Regions from separate parts of the Homo sapiens genome. Here region 2 is linked to region 1. A link is a loop called in an ENCODE intact Hi-C map of the cell type or tissue named here. Cell type or tissue: PC-3. All regions are shown on one strand. Each heading gives the region's core, and the rest is flanking DNA. Links, peaks and the distances in the headings are about the cores only. Region 1 overlaps SYNE1 (spectrin repeat containing nuclear envelope protein 1). Region 2 overlaps SYNE1 (spectrin repeat containing nuclear envelope protein 1).

Evidence for each region. Hi-C counts contacts between places; a loop is a spot of excess contacts. Peaks named below come from ENCODE experiments on the same cell type or tissue, not always from the same donor. Only the 100,000 strongest peaks of a DNase experiment are listed, where the experiment ranks them.
Region 2: a loop joins it to region 1, with 6 times the contacts of the local background. A loop is called at or near these places in 2 of 110 quality-filtered maps.

Annotation. Positions count from the first base shown.
Region 1 is chr6:152,134,129-152,138,527 of GRCh38, reverse strand. It overlaps SYNE1 (spectrin repeat containing nuclear envelope protein 1), which reads left to right. Exons shown (of 146, transcript NM_182961.4): 141 at 1,710-1,910; 142 at 3,296-3,424. Among named protein-coding and RNA genes, the nearest start is that of SYNE1-AS1, 240 kb to the left of the region's middle. In PC-3, for the core only: a CTCF peak has its summit at 1,847 (motif pointing left); DNase peaks (open chromatin) are centred at 1,927 and 2,217; H3K4me3 peaks cover 804 bases; H3K27ac peaks cover 1,504 bases.
Region 2 is chr6:152,207,583-152,211,981 of GRCh38, reverse strand. It overlaps SYNE1 (spectrin repeat containing nuclear envelope protein 1), which reads left to right. Exons shown (of 146, transcript NM_182961.4): 124 at 394-488; 125 at 3,776-4,010. Among named protein-coding and RNA genes, the nearest start is that of SYNE1-AS1, 170 kb to the left of the region's middle. In PC-3, for the core only: no CTCF peak of the experiment used is centred there; a DNase peak (open chromatin) is centred at 2,621; H3K27ac peaks cover 2,518 bases.

The DNA of each region.
Region 1 (4,399 bases), core at 321-4,320:
TTTATTTATTTATTTTTGAGACAGAGTCTCACTCTATCACCCAGGCTAGAGTGCAGTGGTGCGATCTTGGCTCACTGTAACCTCCGTCTCCTGTGTTCAAGCGTTTCTCCTGCCTCGGCCTCCTGAGTAGCTGGGACTACAGGCATGCACCACCATGCCCGGCTATTTATTGTATTTTTAGTAGAGACAGGGTTTTGCCATGTTGGCCAGGCTGGTCTCGAATTCCTGACCTCAAGTGATCCGCCCGCCTCGGCCTCCCAAATTGCTGGGATTACAAGCATGAGCCATTGCGCCTGGTCTGTTTTAAATTTTCAAACAGAAAACTTCAAACAAGAGAAATGAATCTCCCCTCCAGGTGATCCAAAAGGTGCATCCCTATAGAAAGGCCTCTACACTACCCCATGAATTTCAGGACAAAGTACCACGTGAGAGAGATTTACAATGGCTGCATTATGAAATGCATTTTTATCTAGAGTCCCTAAATTACTCTAGTAAGGCCATGTTGCATTATAACCAGATTCCTTAAAAAGTTGATGAAGCAAATGCTGGCCAGGGTCTGAGACCTCAGAGAGATTAGGGTAGGGAAATAAGACCTTGAAAGTCATCCGGCATGACAAGAAAAAAGACATCCTCCTTTGTACTTTCTCCTGATGCTTCCTGTCTGTATTTTCTCTGAATAAATCTGTGGAATAATCAAGTATTTTCCACAGTGTCTCTTAAACCCATGTTGTCTGTGTGGTTGAATCTATTCTACAGTATGTTAAGAACCTATTGAAAAGTGCAAAATCAAGACAGATTGGGAACATTGCAGGGCTAGTGAGAAATGATTTCAAAATGCAGCCTAGGTCAATGTGACTTCCAGGATCTCTCACCCTAACTGGATTGGGGGATTTTAAACAGTACCTAGATACTCAATTACTAATACAGACTCCTGTGCTCAAGTTCTTGGAATTGAGCACTGGGTGTTTTGGAAATGCACAAAGCCAAAAATCAGTCACCTGGTTTTTGTGAAATCAAACCTAACTGGTTAGCTCATGAAATACCCAATTCATTCTCTCTACCTTCACATCAGTGTGGCACAGGCAGTATTCTCAGCCTGTGGGCCACTGAGCCTGCAGACTCAGTACATCTGGATCCCAGGGCCCTGGCATCTGTTTTCTTTGCTTCATTTTTAGGCCCACAAATTTGAATTTTGTTGTGGTTGAACCTCTGTACAGAGTGTGGACTCAATCATACTCCTTAATGAGGTCATTGCCTAGCGTTATTGTTGCCTCCTACAAGACTCCTCTTTATTCCTCCCCCCTGCACCCCCTACCCTGGCTGAACTCTAAGTTCCCATTTGATTTTCAAAATGGTAGCTATTCTGAAATATGTGGCAGACCTTCTTTGTTCAGATATATTCTTTAAAAATGTGGATTTGTGTGTGTGAATGTATTGAGGCTGTTGTGTTCCATGTAACATTCTGTTTCTGACGTTTTCACTCTACACCCTGTTTTCTTAAGATTCATCCATGTTGTTAAGTACTCATCTAATTCATTTCTTCCAACTGCCATACAGTTCTCAGTGGTACGCACCCTCTGTCTTTTACCTAGCCATCCTGTTAAGGCCAGTTTAAATTAATGGATCTTTTCATTCATGTGAAACATTTTCAAGGGAAAATATCTTTGTCATTATTGTCCTTGTTTGATTGTCTTTTTTGTTCTTTTCAGGAGCTCCAGAAAGCTGTGGACCACCGCAAAGCCATCATCCTCTCCATCAATCTCTGCAGCCCTGAGTTCACCCAGGCTGACAGCAAGGAGAGCCGGGACCTGCAGGATCGCTTGTCGCAGATGAATGGGCGCTGGGACCGAGTGTGCTCTCTGCTGGAGGAGTGGCGGGGCCTGCTGCAGGATGCCCTGATGCAGTGCCAGGTCTGTAGAGCTTTGGGCAGGAGGTGACTCAGAGAGAGACATTAGCAATTTAGCTGAGTGTGTGACTTGATGTATCATGGTTTCTAGAGGGACGCAGTTGCTCCCCAAAGTCAGTATTTCAGTGAGATAACCTTGTGCCCAAACTTTTCATTTTACTGGAGCATTTCTACATGTTCATGATCATGTTCAAAATCTCTAGGTCCTATCTTCTGTCCAGATAAGAAGAGACTATTCCTCATGTTTATCTCCGTCGCAACGCTCCTTCTATGACTCATTCATTTATTTCCTTTATTTATTCAACAGATATTTACTGGGCAAGTAGGCAGACCCTTCTTGAACATCAAAGTGAGCATTGCAAATATTTGTTTTTCCATTCATACTGTAATTACTTGCTGGGCGTCCACCATATGGCAGACGTGGTGCTAAAACATTGAATACAGCATGGCCTCTGCTTTTGTTGGGGAAGACAAGATCAATAAAATGCAAGCAAATAGTTAAACCAGATACTTGCAGACGTGGATGATAAAAGTAACTGAGAAAAGCCACTTTGAGAGGGTAGTCAGGGAATTTATTTGGCTCTTTGAGCTAACATTGGAAGGATGTTGCTATGAAGGTAATATAATAAATGGAAAGTCCCAGAAGCAGGAAAGGACTTAGTGTCTTTAGGAACAGAAAACAGGCCATTGTGACCAGAGTGTAGTCGGTGAGCTGAGCCAGGGAGTGAGAAGAAAGACTGAGGAGGTGGTCAGGAACCAGATGGCTTTGTAGGTCCAGGCCAGGAGATTGGATCATATTCTGAGCGCCATGGAAAGCCCTGGAAGGAGTTGAAGCCTGCTCTCCAGGTTTATATGTGCCCCAAGAGTAATATAATAGTTCCTTGAAAGCGGGTACCTAAACTGCTGTTTCACCTCTGCACCCACTCCTAGTACAGTGCCTTATCTGTAGGAGATCTTTAGTAACTGTATGTTGAATAAATAAATGGATGAATGAATGAGTGAATAAATGAATGAATGAAGGGGATATGAGATTCAGCCTAGGTGGGCCTTAAAATATGGAAAGATTTGACTACACAGAGAAGAGAGGGCAGCAGAGTTGCTTCCTTCCAAACTGTATAATAGCACTACCCTTTTTTCAGAAATAACGTATGTTGATGCCAGTTTTCCTTTCGTCTAAATTGTCCTCCAAGTAATAAATTAGATGCTTTTGGTAAGAACGTGAACTCACGATCAGGTCATTACAACAGCACCAGTGCCTTCCTCAGAAAGGAGTTGCATGTATGTTCTTAAAACCAAGTATGTTTGCTAATGGTGGCAGTTGAAAGACATTTAAGTTTTGAGAGAAATAAAAATATTTTATTTACAGTTACTTTAAACTGTTTTCTGTAGGGTTTCCATGAAATGAGCCATGGTTTGCTTCTTATGCTGGAGAACATTGACAGAAGGAAAAATGAAATTGTCCCTATTGATTCTAACCTTGATGCAGAGATACTTCAGGACCATCACAAACAGCTTATGGTAAGATGTGTGAACTCTGGCAGCCTCCAGTTATTTTTAGCAGGGTTGCATTTCATTTACAGAAAATGAATATAAGTGGTAAGTGTTGTTTCTTTTTTTTTAACTTTTTGCATTATAGTCTCTACTTTACACTTTTTTAACTCCCTGTGGTTTCCAATCTTTGTAAAGCAAACATGTGCATAGAAGATGATATCTGCTAGCTTTAGAATCTGATTCTAAAGTTGTTGCTCAGTTGTAAAAATCTTAGTGTTCTCAAGCAATCTTAATTAGCTTGTGTTGTTTATTAAGGCAGCTTAATTTAAACTTCATGTTACATCTATGGCCCAAAAGTATATTTGGTGGCTTGTAGTAAAAGGTCATTAAAATATTAGAATAGAATGAGACAATTAAGTCTTTTGTTTGTTTTTGTTGTCGTTGTTTTTTGAGACAGAGTCTCACTCTGTTGCCCAGGGTGGAGTGCAGTGGTGCGATCTCGGCTCACTGCAATCTCCGCCTCCGGGATTCGAGCAATTCTCCTGCCAATTCTCCTGCCTCACCCTCCCGAGTAGGTGGGACTACAGGTGTAAGCCACCACGCCTCACTAATGTTTGTATTTTTAGTAGAGACAGGGTTTCACCATGTTGGCCAGGCTGGTCTCGAACTCCTGGCCGCAGGTGATCCACCTGCCTCAGCCTCCCAAAGTGCTGGGATTACAGGCATGAGCCACCACACCCAGCCGAGTCTTTCAAAGAGGAATTAAATACATCAGATTAAACATGAACCTGAGCATCAAGTTTTCTGAAAGCCAAGACAAAATGGGAAACAAGGAGTAAACTTACTTTCATTATCTGGCAAAAACAAAACATACCACTTCTCAAGGAAGGAGAAACTTTTTCTAGCACTAAATTCAAGAGGAAATTAACTGGTAGACTCTTATACAAGGATCTTTGGACAATATAATGTACAGTATATTTAAGTGACTTTATAGAAGATAAG
Region 2 (4,399 bases), core at 257-4,256, 74 kb before region 1:
CTAGGCTATTTTTTTTCTTTGACTTCTTTAACGGTCCTAAGCTATTCTCTAAGTTTTGAATATGGACCATATTTTATATACAAAATAAACCAGAAAACAAATTGTGCATTAACTTACTTTATTAGGTGTTTTTGAAAGAAAGAAGAGAAATATAATTCTACTTTTGGTCATCTAGTTTTAGTAAACCAAACACTAAACTTTATCTTTGAGTGTATCTTAATTGATGATTTAAAAATAAATGATTCCTAAACTGCAGGATTTCACACATTTTCTGGTTCAGCTGGTGATAGCTTTCATAGTCTTGCGAAAACTAGAATATTTGGAAAGTTATCAGAGAACCGATCACTAAAATTAGGAACTCTAAAGTATGTTCTTCTTTTTTTTAAATTATAGTTGTTTCAAGCCGAGATGTTCAGTCGTCAGCAGATTTTGCACTCAATCATTATTGATGGGCAACGTCTTCTAGAACAAGGTCAAGTTGATGACAGGTAGGATCTTTGATAAATTATTACAAAGAAAGGTTCCAGTAAATTAGTCATTTTCTTTTTAATGAGCAGATTGGAGGGCATATATCCAATCTTCCTGAGGCAATTGAACTGTAGTGGGGCCTCAGTAATTGGAGGAGAAACTTGTCTCAATCTCTGAAATGAATGAGTATTGAATCTTTTTTGGAGAGCTGCTATTATATTATATGAAGGGCATAGAGTAATTGGAAATCACCTAGCCAACCTTCACTAGTCATCTGTAGGAAATGGAATTAATGAATAGATCAGCATGAACCATATCAATGACCTATCAACGGTTTGTAAACAGATGCTTCTAATATTCTTATATAATTACAGAAATTTTTTTGTAAAAGGAGCATAGAGATCACTAGCCCATCTCTCTTACTTACAGATGAAAAACCCAAAATCCACAAATGTGAACTGATTTGACCAGGGTCACAGAACTAAGTAGCAGCAGAATCAGGCCTGGAGCTCATGTCTGGTTTTCAGTCAGTACTGGATCATACCAGCCAGCTTTCTCATGCCATGAGAATTCTGTGTTTGAAAATGGTTTGCTACCTTAAGTCAGATTACATGCCGCCTGAAATCTTTTCTTCCTTTTCATTTACAATAGCAAATTATCTCTTTATTAAAAATGGAGAGGTAAAAATTTAGCTTCTCCCCAGATTTATGGTATGAGAAATGACAATTTCATACTATATTTACATTTCCTAGGAACAATATTTACTTTATCTAATCGACTTTCCGTGGTGATATTTGGAGTATTAGCCTCATGTGTTCTATTACATATGTATACCTTTCTCATATTTAGGAACCAGTAGTTGTGACTAAAATTAATTTGATATTTTTTCAAAAAATAAAAAATAAATTATTTTTATTGAGAGTTTTGTCTTTAATGTTGTAGAAGCAATTTCAGTTTTAAGTGGCTATTTCTTTGGAAGTACATAAAAGATCTTCATGGTTAAGCTTGGAACAACAGAATGTGATATTATATTTATTCTACTCTAAGTAAGCCAAACTTAAATGGGAGCTTTCCTGAGAATTTAAGGCCTTGAAAATAAAACAAATTCAAATACAATTAACTTTTATCTTTTGCTTTATCATTTCTTAGCCAACTCTATAACAATATTATAAATGTTTGAGTCATTAAGTAAAATAAAAATTAAATACTCACATGCAAGCCAGCATCTATTAACTTTTCAATACTAACATTTAGGGAAAATACACCAAAGAGATGAAAATGGGAGGTTAGACTTGAGGGTAAAGAATTTTGAAAGTTGAAGGGAAAAAAAAATCAGATTAGAGCCTACTGACAATAAGAAGGCCTCAGATTGCAAGTGTATTTTGTTCTGAAAGTTAATTTATGAGTTACGTTTTTTAGAGCTTCAAGTTCAGCACAGGGAACAGTGTCATGTTTTAAGTAATTCCTCATGCTGGCAGGTAGTTTGGGACAGCTTGGTTGTATCAAGAGAGGGTGGGGAATCCTAAGAGGCCTTGGATGGTTACCTGGTAGGGAAAGCAAGATTATACGATATTCTCAAGTCCTGGAGTTGTACATTTTCTGCGATGACAGATGCTTGTAACTTTTAGGGAAGTATCATGAACCTAATTCATCACACTTGAATGCTAGTACATTGATTAATACAGCAAAATTTCCTTTCAAAAACAGAAGTCATCATCAAAATCTAAGTAGCTATCACATGGATTTTTTTTTTTTTTCTTTTTTGAGACAGCGTCTTGCTCTTTCGCTCAGGCTAGAGTGAAGTGGCGCTATCTCGGCTCACTGCAACCTCCACCTTCTGGGTTCAAGTGATTCTCCTGTCTCAGCCTCCCAAGTAGCTGGGAATACAGGCACGCACCACCACGCCCGGCTAATTTTTGTATTTGTAATAGAGATGGGATTTCGCCATGTTGGCCAGGCTGGTCTCAAACTCCTGACCTCAGGTGATCCACCCACCTCGGCCTCCCAAGGTGCTGGGATTAAAGACGTGAGTCACCGGGCCCGGCCCATTATGGATCTATTTTTAAGATGAGAGGGCATACGAAATTTTTTGCAGAGGCTTTACTTAGTACATTTTATTTTTAATACTTGTTTTGTTGACGTTGTCTGGGTGTTATTCACCTTTTGTTTAAGTTGAGTCATTAAATAAGTTTCTAGGACTAACAGCATATTTGGTTACAAAATCAAAGTTTATAGTGGTTCTGGATAATAGGAAGTTTCAAGAAGATACAAGTTCACAATAGCAAGTCCAATTCAAAGTTGATGCTACCCTCAAGAGAAGAGGATAGTATATCTGAGGAAGAAAAGCAAAACTATTGTAATAGAGAAGTGCAAGTGTTTAGTATTAAAGTGCAACATTACTTGCACTTTAGGTGTGAATAACACTGTAATCTACATAGAAACTCATTCTGTTTCATGCGGGACAGACTCTTACTAGCCAGTTCTAGAGCCATAAATTAAATATTAAATAAAACGTAATAAAGAACTACCTATATTTTTTTAAAGCCAGAAAACAGAGAGGTAAGAACACATTAGAAGACCTGATATACTTTAGCCTGAACTTGAGAAATCTTAAGTAAAATTTATTATTTCTAAATATATTAATGACATTTATACAGACTATGATAACAAGTTTTCATCTTTCTAAGAATAAAGTGAAGTCAGCCTACAATGTAGAAGAGATAATTCAGATGAACATCTGGAATGATTTGCTAAAGGTTGGGGCTGTTTATTGTGAGGGAATACTGAGAGAGTTTATGGAGTACAGTTTTTAAAAAATCTTTTTAAATTACATAATTTGATTCAAGTGGCTTATGATTCGAACTGAAGACAGAGGTTCTACATAAGCCTTGTTCCACACATTTTCCTGCAGTGTGTCCCACAAGATGATATCATCATCACGAGCTGCACATGTTGCTATGGAGCTGCTTAGGATTTGCAGCTATTCCCGTTGCACCTGCAGCTGTCCACTCCTCCCCTCTCATGCTCTCAGGGAGACAGTGAAGGACAATGACCTTATTGTATATTTGCCTTCAACCTATGCTGAGACATGAAAACACTCACCATTTGCAAACACTGGTGGTTTAATTTTAAAAATTAATTGCAATAGACCCAAAACCCAGTAAGAGATCATGGCATGATATTCAAAAACCACCGCCCTAGATCACTTCTCAGGGCTTAGGGTTGTTGACAGTGTATACATTGGCTGATTGCGTAACTGCATCCAAGATAACAGTGCTTTTTTACCATGTAATTATTTCTTCACTAGGGATGAATTCAACCTGAAATTGACACTCCTCAGTAATCAATGGCAGGGAGTGATTCGCAGGGCCCAGCAGAGGCGGGGGATCATTGACAGCCAGATTCGCCAGTGGCAGCGCTATAGGGAGATGGCAGAAAAGCTTCGTAAATGGTTGGTTGAAGTGTCCTACCTCCCCATGAGTGGTCTCGGAAGTGTTCCTATACCACTGCAACAAGCAAGGACCCTCTTTGATGAAGTGCAGGTAAGATGCAAAACACAGTGTTCTCACACCTCTTAGGCATTTCCACCGCACACTTTACCTTCGCCTCGGTTTTTCAAAAGGACTCTAGAGTGACATTGCAGCTGGGACAAACATTGTTCTCAAATGTCAACAGAAATATACAAAATGATTGCAATACAAAGCCCATATCTAATGGTGAAATGATAGTAAGCCCCAGCCTCTCACAAAGGCTGCTTACACTTCACACACTATGGCCTGCCGCAGCTCACTAAATCCCAGCAGGGATGAAAAGGTAATGGCAAGGGAAGAAAAACTTCATGTTGCTTGCATACATTTTATTCTTGAGCAATTTAAACACGTAACTTGAGTATTCCAAAGAAGACAGGAAGCCCTGTCCTGTTTGAGTTCTT